2 separate regions of the Homo sapiens genome follow, and region 2 is linked to region 1. The links are chromatin loops, found by intact Hi-C in ENCODE. Cell type or tissue: Calu3. All regions are shown on one strand. Links, peaks and the distances in the headings refer to the core of each region. The heading gives the core; the rest is flanking DNA.

What was found. A loop is a pair of places that touch in the nucleus more often than their neighbours do. Peaks named below come from ENCODE experiments on the same cell type or tissue, not always from the same donor. Only the 100,000 strongest peaks of a DNase experiment are listed, where the experiment ranks them.
Region 2: it touches region 1 in a loop (3-fold over the local background); 10 of 110 quality-filtered maps call a loop at or near these places.

Annotation. Positions count from the first base shown.
Region 1 is chrX:24,391,445-24,399,897 of GRCh38, reverse strand. No RefSeq gene overlaps it. Among named protein-coding and RNA genes, the nearest start is that of SUPT20HL1, 35 kb to the right of the region's middle. In Calu3, for the core only: no CTCF peak of the experiment used is centred there; a DNase peak (open chromatin) is centred at 3,917.
Region 2 is chrX:24,256,585-24,265,037 of GRCh38, reverse strand. No RefSeq gene overlaps it. Among named protein-coding and RNA genes, the nearest start is that of SUPT20HL2, 53 kb to the left of the region's middle. In Calu3, for the core only: no CTCF peak of the experiment used is centred there; a DNase peak (open chromatin) is centred at 5,257.

The DNA.
Region 1 (8,453 bases), core at 194-8,193:
ATATAGTCCAGAACTCGTTCGGAAGTTTAAACCACGAGTTCAGGGTCATAAGCTGATTCCTGTGTGATTCAGTCTGGTAAACATGTGGCATAGCAGATTGCATTGTTGTCCTCAATTCTTTGCCCTTCCCCACATCATACCCTCTGTCTTGTGGCTTTATAATTCCTCTCACTAGAAGCAAAGTGTACTTCCCCATCTCATTGATGATACTGGGCTTGGCCATGTGACATCCTTTGGCCAGTGGGATGTTAGCAGAGGCTTAAAATGTGCTTCGCAGTTGGGCTTGTTCACTTATGTCTGTGCCATTTTTGTGAGCAGAGCATGGCCTACATATCCTACTAGTGCAAAGAGGATGAGAGGCACTTAGAGTATACCTAGGCCCAGCCTGCTCCTTAGAACCAAGCCCAGTCAGGGCTAGCCTAGATAAGCCAATCCACAGATGCATGAGCAAGAATAAATGATTGTTGTTTTAACATAATGAATGTGTTTTGGGGTAGTTTATTATACATCATAATTGTGGCAGTAGCTGACTGATACATAAGGAATACAGGCATAAGCAGCAACTGACAATAAGTATCTAATGGTGTGTGTGTGTGTGTGTGTGTGTGTGTGTGTAGGCACCTTGAAGGGGGTTTCAGCACACATCTTTCACCATGATGAGATGCAACACTTCTTCCACAGCATCATCCTCACACAGCCAAAAGGACCATGCATCTACATGCATACCAATACCAAGGGAATTTCTTTCGCTTTTTTTTTTTTAACTAAACAGTAGGACAGCTGTTTCTACAAAGCCCATAATTCAAATGTTGTGACTGGGATGCTTCTAAAGTTTCCCTTTTCAGTGGGTAACACCTGATAAACCAATTCCCTCCTGGGTATTCATGTGTAACTAGAAGCCTCAATGATGTAGACACAGCTGTGGTAGTCATAGAAAGGATTGGCTATGGGGTTCAGACCAGCGGTATGCTATAACAGACTTGCACCAACTTGCAAGAGCTGATTGTTAAATCATCAGGAATTTTGCAAGCCAGTTGTTAAACACAGTCATTATTAAAAATTAAATTACATAAACATACACTAGACCTCACCCTGCAGCTCAACTCTGCCCTCAGTTCCCAGGGCCCATCCTGCAAGATGTCTATAGTAGCAGGTCACCTGACTGTGGCTGTGTCCCAGTTATGATTCCTGAACTTTTCCTTTACGCCCTGGCACTGCCTGGTCATAGCTCCTCCCCCAAACCCAAGCCCAGCTCCTGTTATACGGAGTCTTCTTTGGTCCTGTTGTCTTTCTGTTCAGGGAATCTCATTTGGGCTGTAACTCAGAGCTCCTTGTAGGCTTGACTCTTGCTTTACTCTTGAAAATCACTCTCCCAGATTCTAATATCTTTTGCCAAACCCTAGCCAAGTGACCAGCACTTTCAGCCTCTCAAAAGAGCTGTATGTTGACTGCCTGCCCTGACCCAAACACTAATCATAACTCCTAACCCTAATCCCTATCCTCTAGCCCTAGACCAAACTTGAAATCCTAATGCTAACCCTAATCTAAACTCCTAAAAATCACCCTAAATCCTAGCCCTAATGGTTGCTCAAACCCTTAACCCTAACCCAAACACCAAACTCCACCACAACACTAACCCCACATTCTATCACATAACTCCAATCCCTACTACCTAACCCTAACCCCCCAAACCCAACCCTAACATGTAACTCCAATGCCTAACCTTAATCCCCAACCCTAACCCTAACTCCTAACCCTAACCTCACCCCTAACCCCCAATCTCTTTCTCCAGGATCCTCTGCCCGCCTTCCCACTGCTACAACCACTTCTCCATGCTCCCTTACTGGGTCAGCTGCTTTTCTAGAGAAGGACTCTATTTCCCCAAGCCCTTTAGGCCAGTCTAGGCCAACCAGCTGGAAACTCTTTGGTCAACACTTGGAGGCTTCTCTGAGTGCCTGAACCATATTTGGGTCTAACTTTCCAATCCCAGCATCTCCCCGCCAGCCCAATCCTGCTCTCAAAAATCATTTCTCTCCCAGCCCAATCCCGAGACAGATGACAAGCATCAGTTACATGGGAAATTAATTTAGGCGAAAAAACTCTTCCTTCCGAATGTAAATTAGGCAGCTTGGACTCTGGAGCCAGCCTGCTCAGCCACTTAACTCCTTGCGTAACCTTGGGCAAGTTACCTTTCCTCCATATGTTCCTCTATAAAATGGGTGTAATAATAGCACCTCTCTCATAGGGTGGTTGTGAGGACTAAAATGAGTTGATATATAAAAGCACTTAGAACAGTACCTGGCACCATAGTAACCACTAAGGAAATGTTTGCTTTTGTAACATTATTATGACTATTACCCAAAAAAAGTGTACATTTTCCTTTTCAGACTCAACTTGCTTTTATGAAGAGGGCAAAAAAAAAAAAAAAACAACAACAAACTAAACATGCTTATTTTAGAAATACAACAAAGAACAGAAAAGTATTAAAAAGAAGGAAAAAAAATAACCCACATCCAGCCAGCTACTTAGATTTCAAGGACAAAAGATAATTTGACTTTGCGAACGTCTGCATATTAGTAGATTTTGAGTTGCTGCAGCCAGACCCAGCCAAGCAGAGCTGTACTTTTATTTTATTTTGCTCTTGGCACTCAACTATAATTCCAGGCATAACATGGGGTCTCTGTATGTTTGTCTTTCCCATTAGGTTGGAAGCTCCCAGAGGAGAGAAACAGTGTCGTTTTAATCCCTGCATTGCCAGTAATGCCCAGCACAGAGCCAGGCCAGGAAAGATGCTCTCTAAATGACTATGTGCCTTGTTCCCCACAGTTGTAACTAGTTTGGAATTCAGTTTCACAGCTCTTTGCTCAGAAATACAGGTTTCTAGCAGAACTATCCTTGAAATAAAATGTAAGAAAAGAATTTCCCAGTGGAATTTGTTGGGGTTTTGTATTACCTCTTCTCACAAATCTTTCAAAAGACTGCTTTCCTCCATTGGGTAATTTCAAACATTTTTACCACTGGGTAACATAGCTCATTAAAGCAGTAATTTTCCACTTGCAGGTACAAAAATGAAAAGAAGACTGGCCAAAACCATTCGCCAAAGAAACATGGCATCTGTTCAGAGCTTATTATTTTTACTAGCTGCCTGCCAAAGACCACAAACCAACGGAGGGCTCTTACTCAACACAGACAACTGTATTCTAATCGACATTGTTCCCTCTCTTAAGTAAGCTTACCAAGTGATAGCAAGTGCCACTCAAGCAGTAAAATGAGAAATGGAAACATGAGGCTTAATGTAGCATGAACATGGGGTTTTTTTAATTGCTTTTTTAAGAAAAATTTGGAGGGAGCAAAAGGATTGAACAGACATGTCAATTTCAGTGAGTAATCCCGCTTTCCATCCTAGCCCACTCTGCCCTCACCTTTCGCTTTGATCTTCTCTCCAGTTGGCCTGATATTCATGGCAGAAAAAGCTGGTCTAACCACACTTTCCTCTTTCCATAAAGGCATTTTATGATGTTTCCATGCAAACCCAATATTCTTACTGACAGTGAAGTAGGGGACAGAGGCAATAAAAAAAGTGGATGTGAAAGCTTACAATACAAAAGAAGAAAGGCTCTTCTCCCAAGTTATGAACAGCTTCTAAATCACATAGAGCATCAGCATCGGCAGAAAATAGATGTGTATGAAAGATATGCTTATGTGTTACATAAATCTATGTGTCTGCCTGCAAAAACTGATAATTAAGAAGCAGAAGAAAGTAATCAAGACTTGACTCTGTATCCCAAAACTCAGGAAAGTGCCAGGGTTGTTTTGTCATTGGTGTTTTTCCTCCCCAGTAATAGATTCTCTTCCCTCTTCCACAAGCATTTTGTAAGGCTATGTTTAGAATAGACGTCAGAGCTGGGAAACCAACCTGCAAAGCAAGACTTTCCCAAGGGTGTCATCTTGTGGTGCTTCTGTGTATTACAACATTTCTTCGACCTGATGCAGACCACAGCTGGAAACAAGAGGCAAATAACTGTGAATCAGTCCTTTGATTTACAAAGTTGAATCAGTCCTTCGATTTACAAAGTTGAACCTTTGCGACTTGGCATTAGATAGTGTGTGGTGGGTGTCAAACACACAGGTGCTGAGAGATGGTTTAAAATTTTTAAGTGCTGCCATAATGTGGAAGTCATACATCAGGAGACAGAATGTTTGGTCGGCCTGAACATTCAGCTAGTTTCATAAAATAGCACACTCAGCACCCCCCTTTTTTTGTATCAAGCCATAAAAATGTTTACAGGCCGGGCACAGTGGCTCACACTTGTAATCCCAGCATTTCGGGAGGCCGAGGTGGGCAGATCACCTGCAGTCAGGAATTCGAGACCAGCCTGACCAACATGGAGAAACCCCCGTCCCTACTAAAAATACAAAATTAGCCGGGCGTGGTGGCGCATGCCTGTAATCCCAGCTACTCGGGAGGCTGAGGCAGGAGAATTGCTTGAACCTGGGAGGCAGAGGTTGCGGTGAGCCGAGATCGCGCCATTGCACTCCTGCCTGGGCAACAAGAGTGAAACTCTGTCTCAAAAAAAAAAAAAAAAAAAAAAAGGTTTACAAAGGGTCACTGAGGAAAGATTCATGAAAATACAACTTCTATAGAAAGGACTTAGAATCGCTGCATTTTAGAGATAGAAGAATCCCTTTAGAGGTGGGCTTAAGCTGGGGACCATAGTCCTGCTTTAGGAAAAATGAACTCCTTGAAATTGAACATAAAGAGTAGTGTTGGCACATACCGGCATTTTAATACATAGAGAATCTATCATTTTTATCAGATTATCAAAAGAGTCCGTGGCCTAAAGAAGATTAAGAACTAATGCTTGGGGCCAGGCGTGGTGGCTCATGCCCATAATCCCAGCACTTTGGAAGGCCAAGGTGGGCAGATCACTTAAGGCCAGGAGTTCGAGACCAGCCTGGGCAACATGGTCAGGGGGGAAACCCCCTGACCATGGGGAAACCCCATCTCTACTAAAAATACAAAAATTAGCCGGGCATGGTGGTAGGCACCTGTAATCCCAGCTACTCGGGCAGCTGAGGCAGAATTACTTGAACCCGGGAGGCAGAGGTTGCAGTGAGCCAAGATCGTGCCACTGCACTCCAGCCTGGGCGACAGAGTGAGACTCTGTCTCAAAAAAAAAGAAAGAAAGAATGCTTGAGATCCTAGCCTCATATCCTCTACAAAAATTCTGTCTACAACAGCCTTGACAGATTCAGTTACTCTCAGGTTAAACTTTACTGTTGTAGAGACACCACTACCTTGAGGCAGTTGTTTAATGCTAATTGCTTCTAAGCATTCAGAAGTTTCATACTGCGTTGGACTGTCAATGGAATGTCAACCCACTGGGCTTAGTTCTACTCTCTACCCTACCACAGCCTGGTCCAGACCTTTTCCAAATGTCATCCCTTTGCATCTTTTGTGTTAGCTTGATGTCCTTCCTCCATGTCTCCCCCTTGCCAGACTATACCTACCTAGCACTTACAGCTTTCACTTGCCATGACTTTCAGAGACCTCATTTCCCAGGTACCCTGTCCCCTTTTTATAAGAGACAGTGATTCTTTGAAAACTTGACATACAAAACTGAATGCACTACCCCCAATGACAGCCCCTTCCACCTACAGATTGCCTTATTTGAACTTGTTCAAAACACTCACACTCTTTTCTATTTCTGCCTCTCTCTCTTCTTTAACCAAGAGTCTTTCACCATTTCCAGTTTAAAGAGCATTCTCTTTAATAAACAATAAGAAAAAGGGGGAAACAAACTAGGAATTGTACGGTTCTTTCTCGTGGTCTTTTGCTTGTATCACTTCACTCACCCCAAGCAGACCTATTTTCTCCTTATTTTATTTCTGGTCTAAATGTAGCACAAATGATTTTTGTATTGCTGACATTAGACTTTCTGAAAATCTGGGCCATTCTATCTTTTGATTTCCAATCTGATAAACTTTTGACATGATTTGTGTTGATTCTTTACTGATGTCTGGTTTCTGTTTCTATACATATCCCTTCAAAATCAAAGCTATTGAAGAGCTGAAGCCTCGACGGCTTCTTTAGATCCACCCCATTCCTCTCCTCTCCAGCTTCCTCTGTGGTTATATATTATGAACAATTCTTCAGCAATCATTTTCTCTTGCTCATCTCTGGTTTTTGGACTCTCCAGCCATGAGCTCATGACCATATTTTTTTGGTAAATTTTTTGACGTGTTCTTTCCCAAACTCTGTGGACATGCCTGGGGATCCCTTTCTTGGCTATGTCAAATTGTCCTTGTCATTTTCTCCTGTTTCCTGTCACCTCCACCATCACCTCATTGATGATCATTAGCACTGGTATATCAGTTCTCCTCATGGCTTCATCAGCACTGTGAGGTAATGACAGTTAAACAAAAGGGACAGTGACAAATGATCAAGGCTGGTGATGAAACTAGAAAGAAATGGATAGGAAGGACAGTTCAAGAAGGAACTCTACAAATGCTGACTGTCTTACAGTTCTCCTCTTGGGCTTGGCCTGGTGCAATGGTGGCAGGCATGGATTTTTGGAGATCAGATGTGGCTCCAATAGCTAGCAATGCAGTGAACAGAAAATGTGCAAGGCCAGGGTGGGTAGAAGCTAATTCCTGGGCCACCAGCAGCACACATCTTCAGAACCTCATGAACTAGAGGACCTGGACCTCTTACAATCCTTTGGCTGGGATTTTCCCAGAAATCTGGCCAGACTGAAGGCATCAGAACATGCAGCTAAGGGACAGAGGACCACTGCAGACAAGCAGATCCACCTAACATAAGCCCTGTAGGCAGCAGGCAATTTCGTGTGAGAAATCGTCCTTGTTTGTGAAATGAACAATTTCCACTCCCTCTGGCAGACGCTATAGGAGTCCTGCCAGTATCCGCTCAGCACTCACCAGCCTTGTACATGCTGATAGCTTTCTATTGCAAGCATCTGCAACTCTGCCTGGGGCTTTTTCCAGCTGCAGGGGGGTGCTCACCAAATACCCAGGGTATGCCAGAAGTTTCAGGAAGCGGCAATGGCAAAATGCCCCAGCTTCTCACCCCAAGTGGGACAACTCAAGCATGTGTTTGCATGGTCTCTCAGATGTGCCCAGCAGGATCAAACCCCAGTTGCCAACAGTGGTCTGCTGCTGACACCGGTAAGATATCCTTTTTTTTTTTCTTTTTTTTTTTTTTTTTTGAGATGGAGTCTCGTTCTGTCATCCAGGCTGGAGTGCAGTGGTGCGATCTCGGCTCACTGCAACCTCCGCCTCCCGGGGTTCAAGCAATTCTCCTGCCTCAGCCTTCTGAGTAGCTGGTACTACAGGCACACGCCACCATGGCCGGCTAAATTTTGTATTTTTTAGTAGAGACAGGGTTTCACCATGTTGGTCAGGCTGGTCTCAAACTCCTGACCTCGTGATCCACCCGCCTCGGCCTCCCAAAGTGCTGGGATTACAGGCGTGAGCCACCGCGCCCAGCCTGGTAACATATCCTGTACTGACTACCTGCCTTCTCTGCCCTGTCCCTCCAATTCTCACTTCCATACTGGTGCTTCCTGGGATCTCTTCCAAGTAAACTACTTGAACTCAGATCCTAGTCTCAGGCTTTCTAGGGGAATTAGCTGAAGACACTCCCTGATTGTAGTTCTTTAAATTACATCCCTTGCTCCCCTTTCCCTCAGGGCTCACACAATGGCCACTCCAGGGAAATTGTTTTTCTGCACCCTACTTGGGACAAGCCGTCTTGTTTTGTGCCTCCCCAGGAAGGTAGTCATGAAGCGGTTTCCACACTTTTCCATGTCTGTTCACCAGCGCACTGCTGATAACATTAAGCACTACTGGGAACCCTGCCTGTGAGCCAGCCTGACCACTCAACCTCAACACCTTCCTGCCAGTCCCCTAAGGCAGTGATTCTCAGGGCATGGTCCAAGGATCCCCACATCCAAATTACCCAGGGAGCATGTTGAAAATGAAGTTTCCTGAGTCCCACCCACTGAATTACAATTTCTGGAGATGAAGCCCAGGAATCTACATTTTAAACGACTTCCAGGGGATCTTACACAGCCTGAAGTTTGAGATCCACTGTTTGGAAGTTTGGGTGGTCACCAATTAGCAGCACCAATTTGCCCCAGTAAGTTCTTTGCCCAGCCTTGTTCAGCAAAACCCATAATATTCAGTGGACGATAGCAGCTGCTTCATTCAAATGGCGCCACCCTTTTCCTGTTTCTGAGTGGCCTTCCCTGAAATTCTGTATGTTTTTCCTGCCCGCGTGGACTTTTGACACTGCTTTGCTCATGGTGCCTGGAGGTTTAGGTTCCCTGGGGTGGAATTTAGCCAATGACCAGCAGGTGTGAGCATCTCAAAGTCCAGCTGCCTTGTTTGGATTTGTGGTACACTAAAGGGGTGTAACTTACCCCCAAGAGCTC
Region 2 (8,453 bases), core at 259-8,258, 130 kb after region 1:
CACAGAACTGTGAATCAATTAAACCTCTTTTCCTCATAAATTAACCAGTCTCAGGTAGTTCTTTATAGCTGTGTGAGAACAGACTAATACAGGCTGGGTGCAGTGGCTCACACGTGTAATCCCAGCACTTTGGGAGGCTGAGACAGGAGGACTGTTTGAGTCCAGGAGTTTGAGACCAGCCTGGGTAACATAGCGAGACCCCCATCTCTACAAAACAAACAAAAAACTGTGACCTATGGATGCCCATGTGCCATGAGTCGAGTACCCTTGGTTGAACAAATCACAGAGAGAGTGGGGACACACTGGCCTGGGATAGGAGCTGGGTCCAGGGAACTTGATGGTGTGTAATCTGCTTTGTTCCAAGTCTACCGAGGAGGTGGCTTTTGAGGAAAAAAAAAAAATCTGCAGAAAGTGAGGAAGTGAGTCATGCAAATAAACATCTGAGAAAAAGAAATCTAGGTAGCATGAGAAGCAAGTTCAAAGGCCTTGAGGTAGACGTGTGCTGGACACGCTGCTGGAATAGAGTGACTGATGGTTAATAGTGTCAATTTGATTGGATTGAAGGATGCAAAGTGTTGGTCCTCGGTGTGTTTGTGATGGTGTTGCCAAAGGAGATTAACATCTGAGTCAGTGGACTGGGAGAGGCAGACCCGCCCTCAATCTGGGTGGGCACCATCTAATCAGCTGCCAGTGTGGCTAGAATAAAGCAGGTGGGAGAAGATGGAAGAGCAGACTGGCTGAGTCTTCTGGCCTTCATCTTTCTCCCATGCTGGATGCTTCCTGCCCTCAAACATTGGACTCCAAGTTCTTCAGCTTTTGGACTCTTGGATTTAGTGGACTCTTAGACCACTGGTTTGCTGGGGCTCTTGGGCCTTTGGCCACAGACTGAAGGCTACACTGTCAGCTTCCCTACTTTTGAGGTTTTGGGACTCAGACTGGCTTCTTTGCTCCTCAACTTGCAGACTATCATGGGACTTTACCTTGTGATCATGTGAGTCAATACTCCCTAATAAACTCCCTTTCATAGACACATCTATCCTATTAGTTCTGTCCCTCTAGAGAACCCTGACTAATACAGTGACCAAGGGTGAGAGCAATGGAGATTTGAAGTCCAGGGTGCAGAGCATGTGGGACCTTGCAGGTCTTAAGAACAACTCGAGTGTTATTCTGAGAAAATGGAGCAGAGGGATTGAACAAAGGAATAACACTATTTGACTTAGGTTTTAACGAGATTGTTGGCAGCTGTGGTGAGAACAGAGTGCAGGTGGGCAAGGACAGAAGCAAGAAACCGTTTGGGAGGCTATTTGAATAGCCCAGGTGAGAAATGGTGGTGGCTTAGATCTTGGTAGCAGTCAGAGACAGAGGGAAAGGTCAAGGGAAATGGCTGAATTCTGTCGATCATTTGAAAATATAGCCAAGAAGATTTGCTGACAGCCTGGATATGGGTTATGGGAGAAAGGAATCGAGGATGACACTAAGGTTTTTGTCCTGAGCCAGTGCAGCTGAGGTGAGGAAGTTTGCAGGAGTAGCTTGAAGTAGAGCGGAGGGTACACATCCAAGACTCTGATTGGGACAGGCAAGTGGGGTGCCTAACACATGTCCAGATAGAGATGTCTAGTAGACAGTTGGATGTACAGCTCAGGAGGGAGACAGGTTCAGGCTTGAGATATAAACTGGGGAGTTATCGACATATAGATGGCTTTAAAGTCCTGAAACACTAAAGGAGATGACAGAGAGAGTAGATACAAAAGAGGTTTAAGGATTAAACTTAACACTTGGAAGTTGGGAAAATGAAGAGGACCCAGCAAATGGGACAAGAAAGAGTGCCCAAAAAGAGAAACCAAGGGGGACTCCATCTCAAAAAAAAAAAAAAAAAAAAGAAGCCAGGTCGGGCACGGTAGCTCACACCTGTCACTCCAGTGATTTGGGAGGCTGAGATGGGAGGATTGCTTGAGCCTAGGAGTTTGAGACCAGCCTGGGAAACATACCAAGACCCTGTCTCTACAAAAAATTTAAAAATTAGCCAGGCTAGGCCAGGCACAGTGGCTTCTGCCTGTAATCCCAGCACTTTGAGAGGCCAAGGTGGGCAGATCACCGGAGGTCAGGAGTTCAAGACCAGCCTGGCCAACAGGGTGAAACCCCGTCTCTACTAAAAATACAAAAATTAGCCAGGCGTGGTGGCAGGTGCCTGTAATCCCAGCTGCTCTGGAGGCTGAGGCAGGAGAATGGCTTGAACCTGGGAGACAGAGGTTGCAGTGAGCCGAGATCACACCATTGCACTCCAGCCTGGGTGACAGAGTGAGACTCTGTCTCAAAGAAAAAAAAAATTATCCAGGCATGGTAGTGCACACCTGTAGTCCAAGCTACTCTGGAGGCTGAGGCGGGAGGATCACTTGAGCCCAGGTCAAGGTTGCAGTGAGCTATGATAGTGCCACTGCGTTCCAGCCTGGGCAACAGAGTGAGACCCTTTCTCAAAAAGAGAGAGAGAGGAGACAGCTGGGCATGGTGATGCACACCTGGAGTCCCAGCTACTTGGGAGGCTGAGCCAGGAGTTTAAGGCTATAGTGTGCTGTGATGCTTGAGCCTGTGAATAGCCATTGTACTCCAGCCTGGGCAACATAGCGAGACCCTGTCTCTTTAAAATAATAAAAGAAGGCAAAAGAAGTGAGTAGGGTATTGTGGGAGCCAAGGAGTAAAGTATTTCAAGGGGAAAGTGATCAACATGTCAAATGCTGCCACTAAGGACTGAGAAGTGACCATTGGACTTTGCAAATGTTGGAGAGCTTTTGTGACTAGGGCAGTTGCAGTTTGGTAGAGAGATGAGGTCTGATTGGGTAGGTTCATGGGAGAATAGAAGCAGAGAAATTAGAGACAATAAACAGAAGCAACTTTTTTTTTTTTTTTTTTTTTTTTGAGATGGAGTTTCTCTCTCTCTCTCACCCAGGCTGGAGTGCAATGGCACAATCTCGGCTCACTGCAACCTCCGCCTCCTGGGTTCAAGCTATTCTCCCACCTCAGCCTCCTGAGTAGCTGAGATTACAGGCGCCTGCCACCACACCCGGCTAATTTCTGTATTGTTAGTAGAGATGGGGTTTCGCCATGTTGGTCAGGCTGGTCTCAAACTCGTGACCTCGTGATCCACCCGCCTTGGCCCCCCAAAGTGCTGGGATTACAGGCGTGAGCCACCGTGCCTGGGCTTTTTTTTTTTTTTTTTTTTTTTTAAAGGCTGGAGTATTGAGCAGAGCACATACGGGCTGGAGTGCAGTGGCACAATCATAGCTCACTGCAGCCTTGAACTCCTGGGCTCAGGCAATCCTCCCACCTCAGCCTCCCGAGCAGCTAGGACTACAGGCTCACACACCACTATACCCAGGTACATTTTTATTTTTTTTCTAGAGACAGGGTGTCACTGTGTTGCTCAGGCTGGTGGTCTCCAGCTCCTGGCCTCAAGCAATCTTCTTATCTCAGTCTCCTGAGTCACTGGGATTACAGGCATCAGCCACAGGGCCTGGCCCAGAAGCAACTCTTATTAATTAATATCAAAGAAATAGTAGCACGTGTGCTGATGGGAGTGATGCGGTAAATAGGAGAAAACTGGTGATGTGGTAGAGAGGAAAGAATTGCCACAGCCTGTTCTTGAGAGGGGATAGAATCTAGCACTCAGTGGAGAGGCTGCGGTTGGCTAGGAACATAAGTCATTCGTCTTATTGGAGAGGAAGTGGAGTATCACGGGTTCAGATGCAGGGGGAAGGGAAGCTGCTGTGCTGGGAACTTGTGCACATGCTCTTCTAATAATTTCCATTTCCTCAGTGAAGTAGGAAGCAAAGTCAAGCTCAGCTGAGAGAGTGAAAATAGAGGAGGAGAGGTTGAAAGTTTGAGGAGAGAGTTAAAATATCCAGTGCTAAATTTTGCTTGGATTTCTATGCATCGAAAGCAAGCTCTTCAGTAGTTAGAGCACAAGACATACCAAGCCCAGGAGGGAGTTAAAGCAAAGTCCGAAGTACATTGTAAGATCAGTGTTGGCAGAAGGGAGGGAAGAGAGGAGTGCCAAGGACGCCAGGATGCCCGCAGCAAGACAGGAAGTACCCCAAAGTGGACAAAGGGCATACCAGGTAGGGGGCCAGAGATACCAGTAATGGGGGCCCAAGTTAGACCCCACTGTGAGGTCTGTCAGTGCCTCCAGGAAGCGATAGATAAAGGGCATTCCCTCCATTGTGCCTGTTTACTCCCTTCAAATGGAAGATGGGATGTAGAAGGTCAAGTAGGCCAGGAAGAAACATTTGTTTGCAGGGCCCCCCACCTCCAAGTGGCTGCCCCAGCTTCCCCATTAACACAGGGTGTGCTGTGATGATTATGCCTGTGAATAGCCATTATACTCCAGCCTGGGCAACATAGCCAGACCCCATCTCTTTAAAAATAGTAAAAAAAAATGAAAGAGAGAAGGCAAAAGAGGTGAGTGGGATATTGTGGGAGCCAAGGAATAAAGTATTTCAACGGGAAAATGAAAGTATTTCAAGGGAAAAGTGGCCCAGCTCTTCCATTAACACATGGCAATGGAGTGGGTGGCAGGGGGATGCTATAAGGAAGGAGAGAAGGATGATCTTCTGCACTTTAACAAGCTCCCAGTGCGAGAAGACTGTGGTTCTCAAGTGTGATCCCCAACCAGCAGCATCAGTTTCACCTGGGAAATTGTTAGAAACGCACATTATCGGGCCCCACCCCAAACCTGCTGCTATGGTTTGAAGGCATCCCCTCCAAAATTCATGTGGAAAGGGTATCCCCATGGTGGTGGTATTAAGAGATGGGGCCTTTCAGAGGCGTTAAGCCACGAGGGCTCTGCTGTCATGAATGGATCCGTGCCATATAAAAGGGCTGCAGGGAACGGCTTAGGCTTTTTTTGCCCCTCTGCCCTCTACTATGTGAGGGTGATGCTAGGAGAAGACACCATCCATGGAGCAGGCCCTCACCGGACACTAAACCTGTCGGTGATCTTGGACTTCCTTGATCTTGGACTTCCCAGCCTCCAGAACTGTGAGGCAACATTTCTGTTCTTTATAAATAACTCAGCCTCAGGTATTTTGTTATAAATAACTGAGTCTCAGGTATTTGGTTATAGCAGCACTACGAGACTAAGACATCTAGTAACTCAGAAACTCCGAGTGCAGTGAGGCCCAACAAGCTGTGTTTTAACATGATCATTGGTATGTACACCAAAGTTTGAGAAACAGCGCTTGAAGGCAGCCTGCAGCAGTTTCTGTCTGTTCTTATCCAGTACTGCCACCTATTGGGCAAGCTCTTCAGAAGCTCTGAGGTTAATACAAACATTAGGAAAAACAAAAGGGAATTTCCTTTTTCAATATTAAATAACTTTACAAACCAAAAGCAAACCCTTTGCATTATGCAAACACTAATTTTCCATGGTCACAATGAGTGTATTTAGACTCTTCTGTTTCTTTCATAAAACATTTTGTACCTGCTTTCCATGTATTCACCTAGTAAAACATAGAGTTAGTATTTTTGTTATAATATTCCATCAGGATAAAATTACGTAGTCACAGTGACCACACATTTCAAAGTAAACTGGATGCATGGTCTGGCCAAGCATAAACAGGTGAAGACAATGTGACCTGATATTTGGAATTCATACCATCTGTGGAAATCTTAGACGTTTGTTAGATCACAAATTAGTCTGTTGTTCCACGGTTTTATATGCTTGAGCTCTTTCTGGTTTTCAGTAGTTACTATCAATAAGGTAATAAGTACCATGTTACTATAGCTGGGTAGTTGTTTCTTTGGGATTATAATCCCTAAAGTAAAATCTCTAGCCCAAAATGTATAATAACAGACAGCATTATTTTAAATAAGTTAAAAAAAAAAACTAGAAATAACCCAAAGGTGTTTGCAACAACCTTATCACAACATAGTGCCAAGGAATCTTGCCAAGGTTCCTGGCTTCCCAGCATCTTTGGAAGCTTTGTTAGTCCTGCCTCCTTGGTAGAAGCCAGAAAACTTGCTTTCTCGGCTTCCTTTGCAGACAGTTCACACACGACCCAGGGCTCATCCATCAGCCATCTCAAAATCGGACTGATTACAAAGTGAGCAATGTGAAGAAGCAGGAAACACATGGAACCTACTTTCTGGTGAGGGTGGCAACGGCATCCAGAATCCAGAGGTTCTGGAATCCAGTTCTCAGTATCACAGGTGCAAGCTGTGGGTCCACATCCAGTGGTCTTCACTGGACAGCCAGTGATGCGGTTTGAGCAGTACTCCAGGCTGAGTAACATTTAAGTCCAACACTCCGGCCCTCTCAGAGATCTGTGAACTAATTTTCTTTGTTTGTTTGTTTGAGACAGATTCTCATTCTGTTGCCCAGGCTGGAACTCAGTGGCACGAACTCGGCTCACTGCAACCTCCGCCTCCTGGGTCCAAGCGATTCTCCTGCCTCAGCCTCCCGAGTAGCTGGGACTACAGGCACCCGCAACCACGTCTGGCTAATTTTTTGTATTTTTAGTACAGATGGGGTTCCACCATGTTGGCCAGGCTGGTCTCAAACTCCTGACCTCAGGTGATCTGCCCACCTCAGCCTCCCAAAGTGCTGGGCTTACAGGTGTGAGCCACCGCGCCTAGCCCGTGAACTAATCTTCTTTAATAAACTCCCTCTTGGGCCAGGCGCAGTGGCTCATGCCTATAATCCCAGCACTTTGGGAGGCCAAGGTGGGCGGATCATCTGAGGTCAGGAATTTGAGACCAGCCTGGCCAGCATGGTGAAACCCTGTCTCTACTAAAAATACAAAAATTAGCCGGGTGTGGTAACAGGTGCCTGTAATCTCAGCTACTTGGGAGGCTGAGGCGGGAGAATCGCTTGAACCCAGGAGGCGGAGGTTGCAGTGAGCCGAGATCGTGCCACTGCACTCCAGCCTGGGTGACAAGAGCAAAACTCTGTCTCAAAAATAAATAAAAATAAACTCCCTCTCTGCCTGCATGATTGTTCTAGTACTTTTGCTACATTACAAATCAACCTAAAACTTAGTGGATTATGTAGTTTAAGTAGGGTTTCTCGATCTCAGCACAGTTGGCATTTGGGACCAGATAATTCTTTGTCCTGGAGGCTGTCCTGTGTCCCTGCAGGATGTTTAGCAGCACCCCTGGTCTCCACCCACTGGAAGCAAGTACCACCATGCACCCACCTCCAAGTTATGACAATATCTCCAGGCATTGCCACACATCCCGGGGCGGGGTGCAGCGCGGTGCAAAATCTCCCCCAGTTGAGAATTACTGGCTTAAAGCAACATTCAAGTATTGAGGACTGTATTAGCTGGGAGGGTCTGGCTTAGTGTGATTCATGCAGTTGTAGTCAAATGGTAGTTAGAGCTGGACCAGTGGGGGATTGCAGCAGCGGGGGGCTGGCTGGAAATCTTTTTCTTCTCATGTAGCCTCAAGGGCTCTTCCCATGATCTCTCTGTATGAGCTTGTTTGGGCTTTGTCATAGCATAGTGACGTCAGGTTTAACTACTTGTATGGAAGCTCTGGGCTCCAAAGGGGTGTCTCAAAAAACTAGGTAATGCCTCTTAAGACCTAGCCTCAGAAATCACATGTTACCATTTCCACCATAGTCACAAGATTCAAGGGGAGGGAACACAGATGCCACCTCTCCATAGGAAGAATGCTAAAGTTACATTATAAGGTCATGTGGAATGGGAGACATTGTTGAGAATTTCTTTAGGAAAATCTCATCTGTCCCAGTGATCAACGTCACTACTCATCAGGAAAATGCAAATTAAAACCATGAGATACCTCTACAAATCCCCAGAATGGCTAAAAATAAAAAGGCTCATAATACTAGGTATTGGCAAGGATGTGGAGCAACTGGAACTTTCATACATTGCTGATGGGAATATAAATTGGTACAACCACTGTGGAAACATTATTTAACTGTATCTACTAAAGCTAAATACATGCCTGGTCTATGGCCCAACAATCTCTTTCCTAGGTTTGCACCTAAGAGAAATAAATGCATATGTATACCAAAAGACATGAATGAGAATGTTCCTAGAAGTTTTATTCAGCATAACTAAAAACTGGAAAAGAACCAAATGTCTGTCAATAGGAGAAGGAATATGTGATCTATTCATCCAATAGAACATTACACTGCAATACAAAAGGACAACTTATATACACAACAAGGGTGAATCTCCTAACTATATGTTCAGCAAAGGAAGTCAGACACATACGTATGGTGTAATTCCATGTATATAATGTTCAAAAACAGGAAAACTAATCGATGATGATAGAAATCAGAGGAAATGGTTACTTGTAGTGGGAAGAGGGGATTCATACTGGGAAGAGGCACAAAGAACTTCTGGAAGGCTGAGGAGGATCATCTATATTTTGATCCAGGTGGTGATTACACAAGTGTATACACATGTAAAAGTTAAGGTGTATAATGTATTAAC